Regions from separate parts of the Homo sapiens genome. Here region 2 is linked to region 1. A link is a contact called in ENCODE Hi-C data. All regions are on one chromosome and are shown on one strand. The core of a region is the stretch at or near the end of the contact, and the rest is flanking DNA. Distances in the headings are between cores, read along the strand shown. Region 1 holds the start of CCDC90B (coiled-coil domain containing 90B). Region 2 holds the start of NARS2 (asparaginyl-tRNA synthetase 2, mitochondrial).

The links. A loop is a pair of places that touch in the nucleus more often than their neighbours do. Pooled maps may share reads with other maps.
Region 2: a loop to region 1 is called in a map of B cell, with 13 times the contacts of the local background. The contact joins the promoter of NARS2 here to the promoter of CCDC90B in region 1. A Hi-C loop is called at or near these places in 2 of 168 maps with a recorded cell type or tissue (B cell and naive thymus-derived CD4-positive, alpha-beta T cell) and 8 of 50 pooled maps.

Annotation. Positions count from the first base shown.
Region 1 is chr11:83,282,160-83,289,468 of GRCh38, forward strand. It overlaps CCDC90B (coiled-coil domain containing 90B), which reads right to left and starts at 4,208. Exons shown (of 9, transcript NM_021825.5): 1 at 3,714-4,208. The coding sequence starts at 3,813. CCDC90B-AS1 (CCDC90B antisense RNA 1) reads left to right here and starts at 3,961. Exons shown (of 3, transcript NR_186344.1): 1 at 3,961-4,388. RefSeq lists enhancers at 2,981-3,577, 3,466-3,545, 3,578-4,173, 3,596-4,245.
Region 2 is chr11:78,572,548-78,579,856 of GRCh38, forward strand. NARS2 (asparaginyl-tRNA synthetase 2, mitochondrial) reads right to left here and starts at 2,317. Exons shown (of 14, transcript NM_024678.6): 1 at 1,801-2,317. The coding sequence starts at 1,941. It also overlaps the pseudogene RNU6-311P. RefSeq lists enhancers at 1,703-1,812, 2,473-2,612.

The DNA.
Region 1 (7,309 bases), core at 2,958-5,457:
AACCCAAAAACCCTGGCAATACTAAGTATTGGTTGTTTGCCCTTGTGATCAATGGCTAACTGGGAGCTGCGGCTTGCTGCCCCTGCCCAGTATTGCAAGAATACTGCATTATCGTTAGCTTAGGAAAGGATCAAAATTCAAAGTACAGTTTCTACTGAATGCACACTGTTTTTGCACCATGGTAAAGTCAAAAATTTTTAAGTTAAACTATCTTAAGTTGAGGACTGTCTGTAATTAGTCTGAGATCTTATGGTCTCATAGCTAGGCAGATTAGTACAGTTCCTCTGACTTAGTCAACAAACACTCTGAATACCAGCAGCTTCCTGCTAAATTTGGGATAGAGACCAAATACCTTAACAAGCCAATAAATCTTTGTAGGGTGCAGCTCGTCTCATGTCCTACTATGCTCTCTCTGGTCCTCTGCTTTCAAGGGCTCTTTGATTTTAATTCCACAAACATGCCATGTGCTTTCCCTTCTCAGGGCCTTTGCCTAGCCCCTGCCCTGTTCAGAAAGCTCTCCTTTTCTTTGCCTGCTCATGTTTATCCTTCAGAGCTCAGTCTGAATGTTTCTTCCTCTGGAAAGCCTGATGACTCCTTTAGGTTATGTCTCTCTCATGATGGTTTTTCATAGTACTGCACAGGATTCTTTTGCAAACCCTCTCATAATTTACACATTTATGTGACTCTCAGTTGTCTCCCCAAGAGACCAGCAGTCAGCCAACTATAGCCCATAGACTACCACCGCCTGTTTTTCTAGTTTTATTCATTAGAACTAGATAGTTTTATTAGAACACAGCTCATTCATTTATGGATTAATCTATGGCTACTTTCATGCTACAGTGGCAAAGCAAATAGTTGTGACTGACCTTACAGCCTACAAAGCCTGAAATATTTATTAGGCTCTTTACAGAAAGTTTGTCAACCCCTGCACTAAACTATACAGTCCTTGAGAGCAGGGACCACATCTGTTCTTGCTCACTACTGAATCCCCAATGCCTACACAATTCTGGATGCTCCATAGATACTTGCTGAATGAAAGGCACTGTGCTTGGCATTATGTATACACAATGATGAATAATACAAAGGAGAAGCATTTGGCCCTCCTTGAGAATAAAGGATCAAGAATGGCTATTTGGATGATGGTAGAACTATATTAAATCTGAGAGAAGTTATCCAGACAGGATGAATGAAATCAGCAAAATCTAGGCATGGGCTGCCTTTGCTATTCTCTTGGCTTCTATTTATTATGGGGTTAAGGAGAGCTGAGAATACAGAAGGATATGTAAAACATTATTCCTTATATGTGCTCAAATATTCACATAATATTTTGCTTAGTCCTCCCAATCCTATGAGGTAGGTATTGACACCCACTGGCAGTAGAACTTTGGGTTTCACTCCACTTTGGAAGCCATAAGGAACTGGAAAAACCATTGGATATTCATAGTAGGGTGTCATAATCACTATTCCAACTGTGTCATGGGCAGTTCAGTGCATAAGCACTCATTAAGAATGTCTTTACAGGCCGGGTGCAGTGGCTTATGCCTGTAATCCTAGCACTTTGGGAAGCCAAGGCAGGCGGATTGCTTGAGCCTAGGAGTTTGAGATCAGCCTGGGCAACGTGGGAAGATTCTGTCCCTACACAAATTACAAAAACTAGCTGGGCATGGTGGTGTGTGCCTGTAGTCCCAGCTACTTGGGAGGCTGAAGTGGGAGGATCACCTGAGCCTGGGAGGCACAGGCTGCAGGGAGCCGAGATGGCGCCAAGGCACACCAGCCTGAGTGACAGAGACCCTGTCTCAAAAAAATAAAAAATAAAAATAAGTAAGTCTTTGCAGCCATATTAATAGGTAGGGGAGATGAAGTGCCCAGAATCAGTGTTTCCAGCTCAAAGTGGAATAACAGATCCTTAATAATTTGAAGAGTTTTGTACAGACTTAAACATCTGTACAAAACCCCAAACCTTTCCTTTCATTGTTACTACTTTTGTTTCTTTGATACCTATCTTGTGGATTTGTTTGTTCGTAATAGCGAGATACAAACTCAAGAGTTTAAAGGTTTAACCAGTTTCACAAAACTACTAAGTCATAGATTGTGGATTGGAACTCTGGCCTATCTTGCACCAAGCTCCTCTTTGCTGGAAAAGGTCAAATTTTACTTTTGAAAAAACAACCAAGCAAACATGTAAAGTGTTGTCCCATTAAATTTAAGCTGCAAGTTTTATATTAATTTACTGCTAATTTTACAGCTGAAACACTTCAGTGTATAGCCAGTTACTTTTCTGTCAGGAATTCAAAAGAACAGGCATTAACAGCATATATTCTTACATGCTGGTCTACTAACGTGCTACACTAGTTGCACTAGAATAACTAAGGTCCTTCCATTGGTCAGAGGTCAAGGTTTTCAAATCCCTTGATTATTGACATTATTAGGCAAGTTTAAACTACTTGTATAAAATAAACATTCAATATTTGTTTAGTGAGGAAGGACACAAATCCTACTAGTTGTAAGAAGAGATTTAAGGTTTCTCCAAGAACACTCAGATTCAAGTGGGATAACTTTTATGTTAAAACATTAACATGTACTTATGGTCATTTATTTCCCAGTATGATATACACTTCAAAGTTCATTCTCTAAGAACATTTAATTTTGTTTTCATTTGGATATGTAAAAGTCAACAAAGATGGCAGCTGGATGACTTCCTGGAGTTCAAAAGTGCTACCTCCTTTTTGTAAAATCCATCATAATGTGTATGTATGCTAAACACTCAAATACCTAACAAAAGAGACCTTGTGAATGACCCTGGCAGCTAAACAGCAATCTCACAGATGGAGGATCAACAACTGCAGTTTTGACTGCAGCTGTTACTGGTGTGGATTAAAATGAAACAATGAGCAAAATAGCACAAGTAACAATATGGAGTATAAATAACAGCGTAGAAGTGTTTGGGTACCGAATGGCTCAGCGTACCTGGCACTGAAGATTCAAGAAGGTGAACAGAGATAAGAGGTGCCTATTCGCCTATTTTGTGGACAACCTTAAAACGGTTTAAAAACTGGGAGGGAAGTTAAAAAACTGGGGGTGAAAAACAACGACGACAACAAAAACCTAGCCCTAGAAACATTTCTCTGAATAAAGTTAGATGTCTTCAGGACACCCTGTTAACAGGGGTGCCAACAGGTTGGAAACTTGTGGGTTCCAGTATTCACTTATTTTCCCAAAGTCTACAATGTGACTGAAATGTACTGAGAATTCCAGTGAGAATAAGGCAGACGTGGCCTGAAATTTATGATGCTGTCTACCAAAAACCTGGGCTCGAGGCCAGCACCTAAAAAAACAAAATCAAAATTTGATCAGGCCACAAAAGAAAACAGGACACCCTCAAACACAGATTACCTTACGTTGGCTCCTGACGAGATTACTAGCCTCTTGTCACCAAAAAACGGAAACAACGGCTGAGAAAGAAGCCGGGCGCGAAGCCCAGGCCTTCAAAGGTTCGCTTTAAGAACAGAAAGGCAGTGCTTTCCTCAGTCCTCGCCCCTTGGGGCGAGCTGGGCAAGTCGGGGCAGCAGGCAGCGGCGTCGCCCAGCACAAGGCGTGAATCCGGGAGGAGGGCGTGGCACCTTCTCTTCCCGTTCGCTCGAGCAGGCGCGACCCCACGGGCATCGTCTCCCTAGAGAGCACTCAGGCATCTATGACACGACGCCTTGCCTCACCTCTCCGCAGGGCCGGCGAGAAATGCCCGCGGGGCCTTGAAACCCAACGATCTCCTCTGCCTTGGGAGAGAAAGAGCCGCCAAGCCTGGCGACTATTCATGTCCTCAGAGTTTTCCGGTGGGAGGGAGGCGGAAGACGGGGTAAATCTCGCACAGGCTTTCGGGCAAGGTAGTTCTGGCACCACAGGAATGCTGGGAATTGTAGTTTTCGCTCTGTCACAAGCTCACCTCCCAGCGCAGGCGCCACCGTGGTCCCACGAAACTGGGTCTCTTCACAGACAGACCCACAGTTCGCGAGCATGGCTCAGCGCTGCCCCGCTTCTCCCAGCGCCCCTTCCCGACCTTTGAACGCCTTCACCGCCCTAGGAAAGCGAGATCTTGTCAGAGAACCTTCCGGCGCCTGTTTCCTGGCAGTGGGGCATAGTCCAACAGCTGGCTCCCCCAAGATAGCCAGCGGCCATTACGCGCTTGGGTCGGGGGAGATGGAGTCGCATTTAGCCGCACAGCAGCCTGGAACCTGAAGTTTTCGGCCGCTGAGCGTTCTGGGTGATTGCGTAGTGCGAGGGCCAACGAAACCTTCTGGGAAGTGTAGTCCAGCAAGCCGCTCACTTTTCGTGAGGCGTCACATCCTGCTGCTTCACCCTCTGGTGCACGGGAGGACCAACTATTTCAGTCGGTATGTCCTTTCTTTAGGGAAGCCGAATTCCTCCGTTTCTAGGAGAAATTCCTTGAATTTTCACCATTTATCCTTCTCAGACCTCAGTTACTCAAGACTGCTCCGCATAGTAAAATGCTGAAAGCAACAATGCACAGTAGTTGTATTAAAATGCACTAATACTCATGAATATTCTCTGTAAGTTGTAAAATGGCACACAGTTGTGCGGTGTTAGTGGCTTACTCTCTCAAGATTCTAAACAATTACGGCTAGGTTTCTATCTATATGTATTCAAAGCTTTGTGAGAGTCAACTAAGTAACAAACACCATTTCTAAGGCCCGAAGCACATTGAAAGAACAAAACTTGATTCCCGCCAACAACTGCTTTAACAGACAATTCATGAAGAGGAAATATAAATTGCTATTTAAAACACTGGGATGGCTGGGCGTGGTGGCTCATGCCTGTAATTCCAGCACTTTGGGAGGCCGAGGCGGGCAGATCACCTGAGGTCGGGAGTTCGAGACCAACCTGACCAACGTGGAGAAACCCTGTCTATATTAAAAATACAAAATTAGCCGGGCGTGGTGGCACATGCCTGTAATCCCAGCTACTCAGGAGGCTGAGGTAGGAGAATCGCTTGAATCCTGGAGGCGGAGGTTGCAGTGAGTCGAGATCACACCATTGCACTCCAGCCTGGGCGACAGAGTGAGACTCGATCTAAAAAAAAAAAAAAAAAATTGGGAAAAAAGTTTGATCTTACCAGTTTCAAAATACAAAACGCAAAACCTTAGGGTATATCGAGGTTAGGGGTCCCAATGATCCCAACAGGATGTAAGCATAGTACTCAACAGGTGCTTTTTCAACCCATGCCCCTCTGTCCGTCTCCCCCTTTCCTCATCTAATGATCCTCAATGCCTGTTGTTTCCACGTTTACCATCATATATTCAATGTTTAGCTCCTACTTATAAGTGAGAACATGTGTATTTGGTTTTCTGTTCTTGGCATTAGGTTGCATAGGATAATGGCTCCAGTTCCATCCATGTTGCTACAAAGAGTATAATTTCCTTATTTTTATGGCTGCATTATATTCCATGGTGTATATGTACCACATTTTCTTTATCCAGTCCACTGTTGATGGGCACTTAGGTTGATTTCATGTCCTTGCTATCGTGAATGGCACTACAATGAACATACGGTTGCATGTGTCTTTTTTTTTTTTTTTTTTTTTTTGGCTTGAGGCAGGGTTTTGCTGCGTCACTCAGGCTGGAGTGCAGTCGTGCATGGCTCACTGCAGCCTCAACTTCCTGGGCTTAACTGATCCTCCTGCCTCAGGCTTCCAAGTAGCTGTGACTACAGGTGTGCACTACCACAACTGGCTAATTTTTGCATGTTTTGTAGAGATGGGGTCTTGCCATGTTGCCCAGGCTGGTCCAGAACTCCTGGGCTCAAACTATCCACCCGCCTAGGCCTCCCAAGTGCTGGGATTACAGGCATGAGCTGCGGTGCCCAGCTCTGTGTCTTTTTGATGGCATGAATTATTTTCCTTTGGGTATATACCCAGTAGTGGGATTGCTGGGTTGAATGGTAGTTGTATTTTAAGTTCTTTGAGAAATCTCCAAACTGCTTTCCATAGTGGCTGAACTAGTTTGCATTCCCATCAACAGAGTATAAGCATTCCCTTTTCTTCACAGCCTAACCAATATGTGAATTTTTTTTCTTAATAATTGCCATTCTGATGGGTGTGAGATGGCATCTCATTGTAGTTTTGATTTGCATTTCTCTAATGATCAGTGGTGTTGAGGATTTTTTCATGTTTGTTGGCTATTTGTATGTCTTCTTTTGAGAAGTGTGTGTTCATGTCCTTTGCTCATTTTTTAATTGGATTGTTTTATACTTCTTGGTTTGTTTAAATTCCTTATAGATTCTGGATGTTAGACCTTTGTCAGATGCATAGTTTGCAAATATTTTCTCCTTCCCATTCTTAGGCTATCTGTTTACTCTGTTGGTAATTTCTTTTGCTGTGCAGAAGCTCTTTAATTAGGTCCCACTTGTCAGTTTTTATTTTTGTTGTAATTGCTGTTGGGGACTTAGCTATAAATTCTTTTCCAAAGCCTGTGTCAAGAAGGGTATTTCCTAGTTTTTTTTCTAGAGTTTTTATAGTTTGAGGGCTTACTTTTAAATCTTTAATCCAGCTTGTGGTAATTTTTGTATATGGTGAGAGGTAGGGGGGTCCAGTTTCATTCTTCTGCATATGGCTAGCCAGTTATCCCACCACCATTTACTGAATAGGGAATGCTATCCGTGTTGCTTATTTTTGTTGATTTTGTTGAAGACCAGATGGTTTTAGGTGTGTGGCTTTATTTCTGGGTTCTCTATTCTGTTCTACTGGTCTATGTGTCTGTTTTTGTAACACTACCATGCTGTTTTGATTAGTTTAGCCTTATAGTATTGTTTGAAGTCTTGCTTTGTTCTTTTTGCTTAAGATTGCTTTGACTATTCAGGCTCTTTTTTGGTTCCAAATTAATTTTAGAAGAGGTTTTTCTAGTTCTGTGAAAAATGATGTTGGTATTTTGATAAGGATAGCGTTAAATCTGTAATTTGTTTTGGATAGTATGGCCATTTTAACTGTATTGATTCTTCCAACCCATGAGCATGGAATATTTCTCCATTTATTTGTGTTGTCTCTGCTTTCTTTCAGTAGTGTTTTGTAGTTCTCCTTGCAGAGATCTTTCACCTCCCTGGTGAGATGATCCTGAGTATTCCATTTTCTTTGTGCCTATTGTAAATGGGATTGTGTTCTTGATTTGATTCTCAGCTAGAACATTATTGGTGTATAAAAATGCTACTGATTTTTTGTGCATTGATTGTGTATCCTGAAACTTTACTGAATTTGTTTATCAGTTCCAGGGGCCTTTGGGAGAGTCTTTAGGGTTTTCTAGGT
Region 2 (7,309 bases), core at 1,067-3,566, 4.7 Mb before region 1:
GACTTGGCTGAAATATCACCTCATGCAAGATATCTTCCTTAACCTTCTCAGTTACGTAACTTCCTGTTTTCTTATAGTTCTTTACTTACCTTACTACCAACTATCCTATTGCTAAAATTATTTGTTTTAACCATTGGAGCAGGGCTGTCCAACAGAAACATAATGTGAGTCACATGTTTAATTTAAAATTTCTTTTTGTGGCCACGTTAAACATAAAAATAGATGAAATATTTCACTTTAACCTATTATGCCCCAAATATTATCAACATATAATCAATATAAAAACATATTGAGATATTTTGCATTCTTTTTGGTTCTTCAAAATTGGTATGTATTTTACACTTATAGCACATCTCAATTTGGACCAGACAAAGTTCAAGTGCTCAGAGCCAAAAGTGGCTGGTAGCTACCATATCAGACCTCACAGGACTAAACTGAAATCCTCTAACCTGGGCAGCAGGTTCTCTTTTCATCTTTGAATTTTCTCTTGACTAGCACACAAAGTATCATTAATGTATACCCAATCAATAGACCAACAGACCTATGGAAAGAATATGGAACTCAAAGAGGAGCAGATTGGTCATACCGCTAAAAAGTAAAGGATATGTGAGGACAACAGAAATCACTGCAACGGCAAGCCATGACTGTGTCAGTACAATCATGGGTGACAAAGCAAGAACCTACTCAAAAAATAAGTATTTATTATAACAACATCTACCAGGCTTATGCCTGTAATCCCAGCATTTTGGGATGCCGAAGGAGGAGGACTGCTTGAGTCCAGGAGTTTGAGACCAGCCTGGGCAATACAGTGAGACTCATCTTCACAAAAAACTTAAAAAATTATAGAGTGTGGTGGTGCATGCCTATAGTTTCAGCTACTCTGGAGGCCGAGGCAGGAGGATTGCTTGAGCCTGGGAGATGGAGGTTGTAGTCATCTGAGATCACATCACTGCGCTCCAGTCTGGGTGACAGAGCTAGACCCTGTCTCAAAAAATAAATAACCACATCAGTGTACTTCAGCAACCTAATAAGAAACAGTCAAACACCTTGTTTATTCTGCACCTCTTCTATGTGGAGCTGCTGCAAATAATATAATCAGCAAGAGAAACAATAGCAGCTAACATTTGTAGACTATGAGCCACTGTTCTAAATATCTTACTTCCATTACCTCATTTAATTTTCAGGACTCAGGGACAATTATTATCTCTTTCCATAAGAGGAAAATAAGGTGTAGAACGCATAAACGCTATGCAGAGATTTAAACCTAAGCAGCTTAACTCCAGAGCTCTTTCAAACTGCTACATTCCAGTCTTTCTCCGAATTCATTAAAAATAAATTACATGCAGACCCCCACAATAGGCACTGAGGTCGCTAAAAGTTTAAAAGGCATGGTTTGAACAAGTATTTGCTGTCAGCCATGTGTGAATACAAAGGCAGGTAAGACACGGTTTCTGCTCTCAAGGAGGGAGGTCAAGACAACCACTTTATAAACCTGGATATTCATTATAAGGGATAAAGATAGAGAAAGGGGGCTTGTTCATTTACACTTTTGGTATGATTAACAAGTTTACAGGTAATACCCTGGAATCATGAAAGCAAAGTTCCAGCGCTTTACAGTTATCGGAACAGTTTTGTGAAAAGTAATGGAAATCAGAAAAGTGCAAACCCGCGACGCCTACACTTTCTAACTTTTCCCTGCTGGCGGTTGTGTCTGACCCGACTGTAAAAGAAAAGCTAGATGTGGATGTGCCATATAAAAGTCCCTACAAGAAAAAACCCACTCCCTTCCCATTCACCAACCTGGATCTTAATGCGCTCCCCACTCGCGTTCTGAGCCCCGAGAGCGTCCCGCACGCTCAGTTTGGCTGAAGGTTTGTGCTTGGGGAAGGGGGCGGAGGAACAGAAGCGCACGGACCGCAGCAGGCAGCGGACCCCCAGCATCCCGCGTCCGCCCAGGCCCTCCGCGGGAGCAGCCCAGACCCCACGGTTCGAACCCCGCCTGCAGCGGCCCTCCTTTCTCAGCTGCTCCCCTTCCGCGGCCGCAGCTCTGCTCTAAGGCACTCCAGAGCCCCTCGGCTGCGCGCTTTCTCCTTCAGGACTCCCAGCTCTGTCCCCACAGAACCTCTCCGCTTCCCACTTCCCAACGGGGCGGAATGGACAGGACACTAGGCAAACGCCAGAAAGAAACCACGTGCAGTTGGCAGCTGGGGCGCCCCACTACCCGCGACAATTGTAAACCTACGAACAGAACCCGGGCCGCAACACGCGCAACCACTCCTACCACACCACGCCAACGCCGCTTACGTCATCACGCTACGGGGAAGAAGGGAGAGCATGCGTACTTGTGACCCAGGCTTAGGGAGGCGTGCGGGAGGGGGCGGGGTCAGGAGCCGAGACGGGGCGGAGCTAATGCCCTAAGGTTGTAGAGATTATCGCTGAAAGAACGTGGGAGCACATCTGAGGGTCTTCATTTCTAAAGTTTCCAGGTGAGGCTGAGAAACTGAGAGGCAAGGAGTGACTGATGGAGAGGGAAACCGTCTCCATCAGTCAACAATAGGGATCCAAGTAAGAGGAGGCTCTTAGCTGTTAACAGGATTCGCTTGAAGAGATCAGTCGTTCCTTTCCTGAGTACTCCGCAGAGAAAAATCAGACATAGCCCCAATGCGCAAGTCACAGTTGTGTGGTATCAGACAGCTAAACAGACAGTTGCATAAAAGGGCGATCAGTTTGCCTGACAGAGCCTAAGCGTGGGACGCCAGAGATGGCTTCCTGGAGAAAGTAGTCCTCTGACAGGTAAATAAAAGGAACTGGAGGGACCTTGCATATGGCAGGCAAGACGGTGGGAAGATGTTGCAGAGACTGGAGGAAACTCGAGTGTTTCCTGCCAGAATCCTCCAAGTCTCCCTCTTCCCTCTGCCCTCCAACACAGCTATCTGCATTTGTTTGACCTGGAAACAATGACCCTTTTATATATTAGGCTACGTTTTATTAAAAAAAAAATTCTGTAACTCAATGACGGTCATTAAAAGGTTTTTAATCTAATTTAAAAAGTAAAACGTTTGGCCAAGTGCGGTGGCTCACGCCTGTAATCCCAACTCTTAGGGAGGCAGAAGCAGGAGGATTGCTTCAGCCCAGGAGTTCAAGACCAGCGCTCGCCCTCGCTGTCTCTCTCCCGCTCCCTCTCACTCTCACTCTCTCTCTCTCACTTTTACCTTACTTAAAGTTGCTACTATTATTATACCCATTTTACAAATGAGAGAACTTACGCACAGAAAGGCTAGATGACCTACTTAAGGATACACATTCCCTAAGTGTGAGATTTAAACCCAGAAGTGCTGGCTCTATGCACTTAAGCAGTATGCTGTATTACATAGTGTCCCAAGGTGATCTGTTCCATCAAGGAGCTCATGCTTTAGAGATGGAGACAAGCAAGAAAAGAGACTACTGAAATATAAACCAGTAAGTGCACACATAGATGTATGAGTTGTCTGCATTTGTTTGGACTGAAAAGTCACCCTTATATATTAGGCTACCTCTTAAATTTATCCAAAAAATTATTTTTGATATTTTATCCAAATATTATATTGGATAAAATATAATACAATTATAATATATACATGTATCACAATTTTATATTTTATATAATATAAATGTGTTCCCTGGTTCTTTTAATAAATTAAAATTATAAATATAATAAAATTATAATTATAAATTATAATATATAATTAAATTATATTGGATATATTATATATTATATACTTATAATATAAAATATGTTGGATAAAATATAATATAGTCTAGAGAAGGAGAAAATTAAGCTGAATTTTTGAAGTGGATCAATATTTTGCCAGGTAGGCATGTAAGAAAATTTCCTGCCAGAAGGTGAACACGGAAGGTTGCCAGGAGGGCAAATGGCCTGGAAAAATTGTAAAATCATTCTTAAGACAGGCTAGAAAATATCTCATCTGAAAATACTTGATGTTGGAGGTGGAACCTAGTGAGAAGTGTTTGGATCATGAAGGCCTTGGTGCCACCCTTGCAGGAGTGAATTCTCAGTCCATTAGTTTTTGCAAAGCTGATTGTTGAAAAGAGCCTGGCACCCCCCTCCCTCTCTCTTCCTTCCTCTTTTGCCATGTGATGTTTGCTCCCCTTTGCCTTCCTGAATGGCTGAATGACAACAAACCTTGACATTATTTACTTTGAGTGGAAGCAGATTCTGGTGCGATGCTTCTTGCACAGCCTGCAGAACTGTGCAAATAAATGAATACACTTCTTATCGATCAAAAAAAATATATAGGCCAGGCGCAGTGGCTCACGCCTGTAATCCTAGCACTTTGGGAGGCCAAGGTGGGCAGACTGCCTGAGCTCAGCCTGGGCAACATGGTGAAACCCTATCTCTACTAAAATATAAAAAATTAGCTGGATGTGGCAGCATGTGCCTGTAGTCCCAGCTACTCGGGAGGCTGACGCAGGAGAATTGCCTGAACCTGGGAGGCAGAGGTTGCGGTAAGCTGAGATCACGTCACTGCACTCCAGCCTCAGCAACTGAGTGAGACTCTGTCTCAAAAAAAAAAAGAAAAAGAAAAGAAAAGAAAAGAAAAAAATACTTGGGCACTTCTTGAACCTTGAGAAAGGAAAAATGGAAACTTGCAGCCAATGCCTTCAGAATTATGCAGCTATGGACTTTTAAGGGAAAAAAAGTTCGCTCGTTCAAAATCTGGGGAACAAGACAGTCTGGGGTACATAACAATGATGTTTATCCCAGTGAAAATCTTTTCTTTGCCTATGCCTACCCTGTCCAAGTGATCAAAAGTAGTAACCAGTTGGCTCATTTCTTACTCATGCCATTTTTCTGTCTTGCCTTCTGCTATGGCTTGGATATGATTTGTTTGTCCCCACAAAAACTCATGTTGAAATTTAATCCCTGATGTGGTGGTGTTGGGAGATGAGGCCTAATGGAAGTGGTCTGGTGTATGGGAGCAGATCCCTCATGAGTGGCTTGGTGCTGTTTCCGTGGACTGCATGAGTTCTTGCAAGAATGGGCTTGTTTCCACCACAGTAGGTTGTTATAAGGCCAGGATGCCCCTCAGGGGTTCCCCTTTTTGCACATGTCCACTTCCCCTTTGACCTTCTTCACCACGTTGTGATGCAGCACGAAAGCCCTCACCAGAAGCCAGGGCCATGCCCTTGAACTTCTCATCGTGTAGAACCATGAGCTAAATAAACCTCTTTTCTTTATAAATTGCCCAGTGTCAGGTATTCCTTTACAGCAACATAAAATGGGCTAAGGCACCTTCTTTCTCTCCCAACTCCCCTACTCCAGGGAACAATGTGCAGCTTAAGAACTGGAGTCTGAGTCCCAGGGAGTGAGGCTCCTGCCTTCCTTTACCCTCTCACTACTTGTTTAAGCCAAAAGGTTAATTATGTTCTTAGCAGGGGACCACTGCCCCAGTATGTTGAAGACAAGAGAAAAAGTTTACTATACAACTTACGCTTCTGGTGCTCAGTTCAAACCATCCCCTGTATCTTGTGCTATATCAAATCACATCATCTTCTTGTTTATTTTTGTTTTCAGTGTTGGCTTGACACCTTCCCTTTTAGATTCATCACCTTCCAGACAGGAGTGCAAATGATGTTTTTAATATGAATATATAGTTGACCCTTGAACAACATGGGTTTCAGTTGTGCCGGTCCACTTGTATGTGAATTTTTTTCAATAAATATATTGGAAAATTTCTTGGAGATTTGTGACAATTTCAGAAAACTTACTAATGACCTGTGTAGCCTAGAAATATCAAAGCATTTAATAAAAAGGTCATGAATTCACAAGATACATGTAGTTACTAGTCTATTTTATCATTTACTATCATAAAATATACATAAGTCTATGACAAAAAGTTAAAATTGGCTGGGCGCAGTGGCTCATGCCTGTAATCCCAGCACTTTGGGAGGCCGAGGCATGCAGATCACTTGAGGCCAGGAGTTCAAGACCAGCCTGGCCAACATGGCGAAACCCCATCTCTACTAAAAATACAAAAATTAGACAGGCATCGGCCAGATGCGGTGGCTCATGCCTGTAATCCCAGAACTTTGGGAGGCTGAAGTGGGTGGATCACCTGAGGTCAGGAGTTCGAGACCAGACTGGCCAACATGGTGAAATCCCGTCTCTACTAAAAATACAAAAACCAGCCAGGTGTGGTTGCAGGTGCCTGTAATCCCAGCTACTGGGGAGGCTGAGGCAGGAGAATTGCTTGAACCTGGGAGGCAGAGGTTGCAATGAGCTGAGATCAAACCACTGCCCTCCAGCCTGGGCGACAGAGCAAGACTCCATCTCAAAAAAAAAAAAAAAAAAAAAAAAAAAGAAAAACGAAAAAAAATTAACCAGGCGTGGTGGCACATGCCTGTAATCCCAGCTACTCAGGAGGCTGAGGCAGGACAATTGCTTGAACCTGGGAGGCGGAGGTTGCATTATGTCACTGCACTCCAGCCTGAGCGATGGAGTGAGACTCTGTCTCAAACAAAACAAAACAAAACAAAACACCCACGGACCTTGCATGGTGCTATTCATAGTTGAGAGAAATTGCTATAAGACATGCAACCTTAAGCTTTAACAAATAGGGCCAAATTTTTTCCAAAGTGTCACCAGTGTGACCAGCCATATATGAGAGTTTCAGTCGCTTTACATTCTTGTCAACACTTGATCTTTTTTTAATGTGGAACACTTCATAAATATATGTGTCATCCTTGAACGGGCCACGCTAATCTCTGTAACCTTTCAATTTTAGTATATATGCTGTTTAAATGAGAATAATACTTGGTCTTAATCAAACTTGCTCTAGCAGCCGTATTGGTGGGGAAGTGGTTGTATCCACTGCTGTTTTAATTTGCATTCCCCTGATTATTATTTTTGTTTGGCAGCTTTTCAGTGTTTATTTTCATTGGACTTTCTTCTTGGTAAATTGACTGTTTACATCTTTTGCCCATTTTTCTATTGAAAAATGAGTAGTCTTATTTTTCCTAAAGACTACTTTTATTGAGTAGTCTTTTTTCTTATTAATCTATATAAGTTCTTTTGTCCATGTTTTAGTTACGAGTTCTTCTCAGTTACATGCATTGCAATATTCAACCACTCTGTGGGTTGTCTTTTCTATGGTGTATTGTGAGAAAATGGCTGAATGACAGCAAATCTTGAAAATATTCGATCCTTTTCTTAAGAAAGAGTGAATAGTTCTTGAAGAAAATTATTAAGACATTCAAGCATTAGTCTTTATATTTCTTCTGGCAATGTAAGACCAGTGCTTTTGCCATG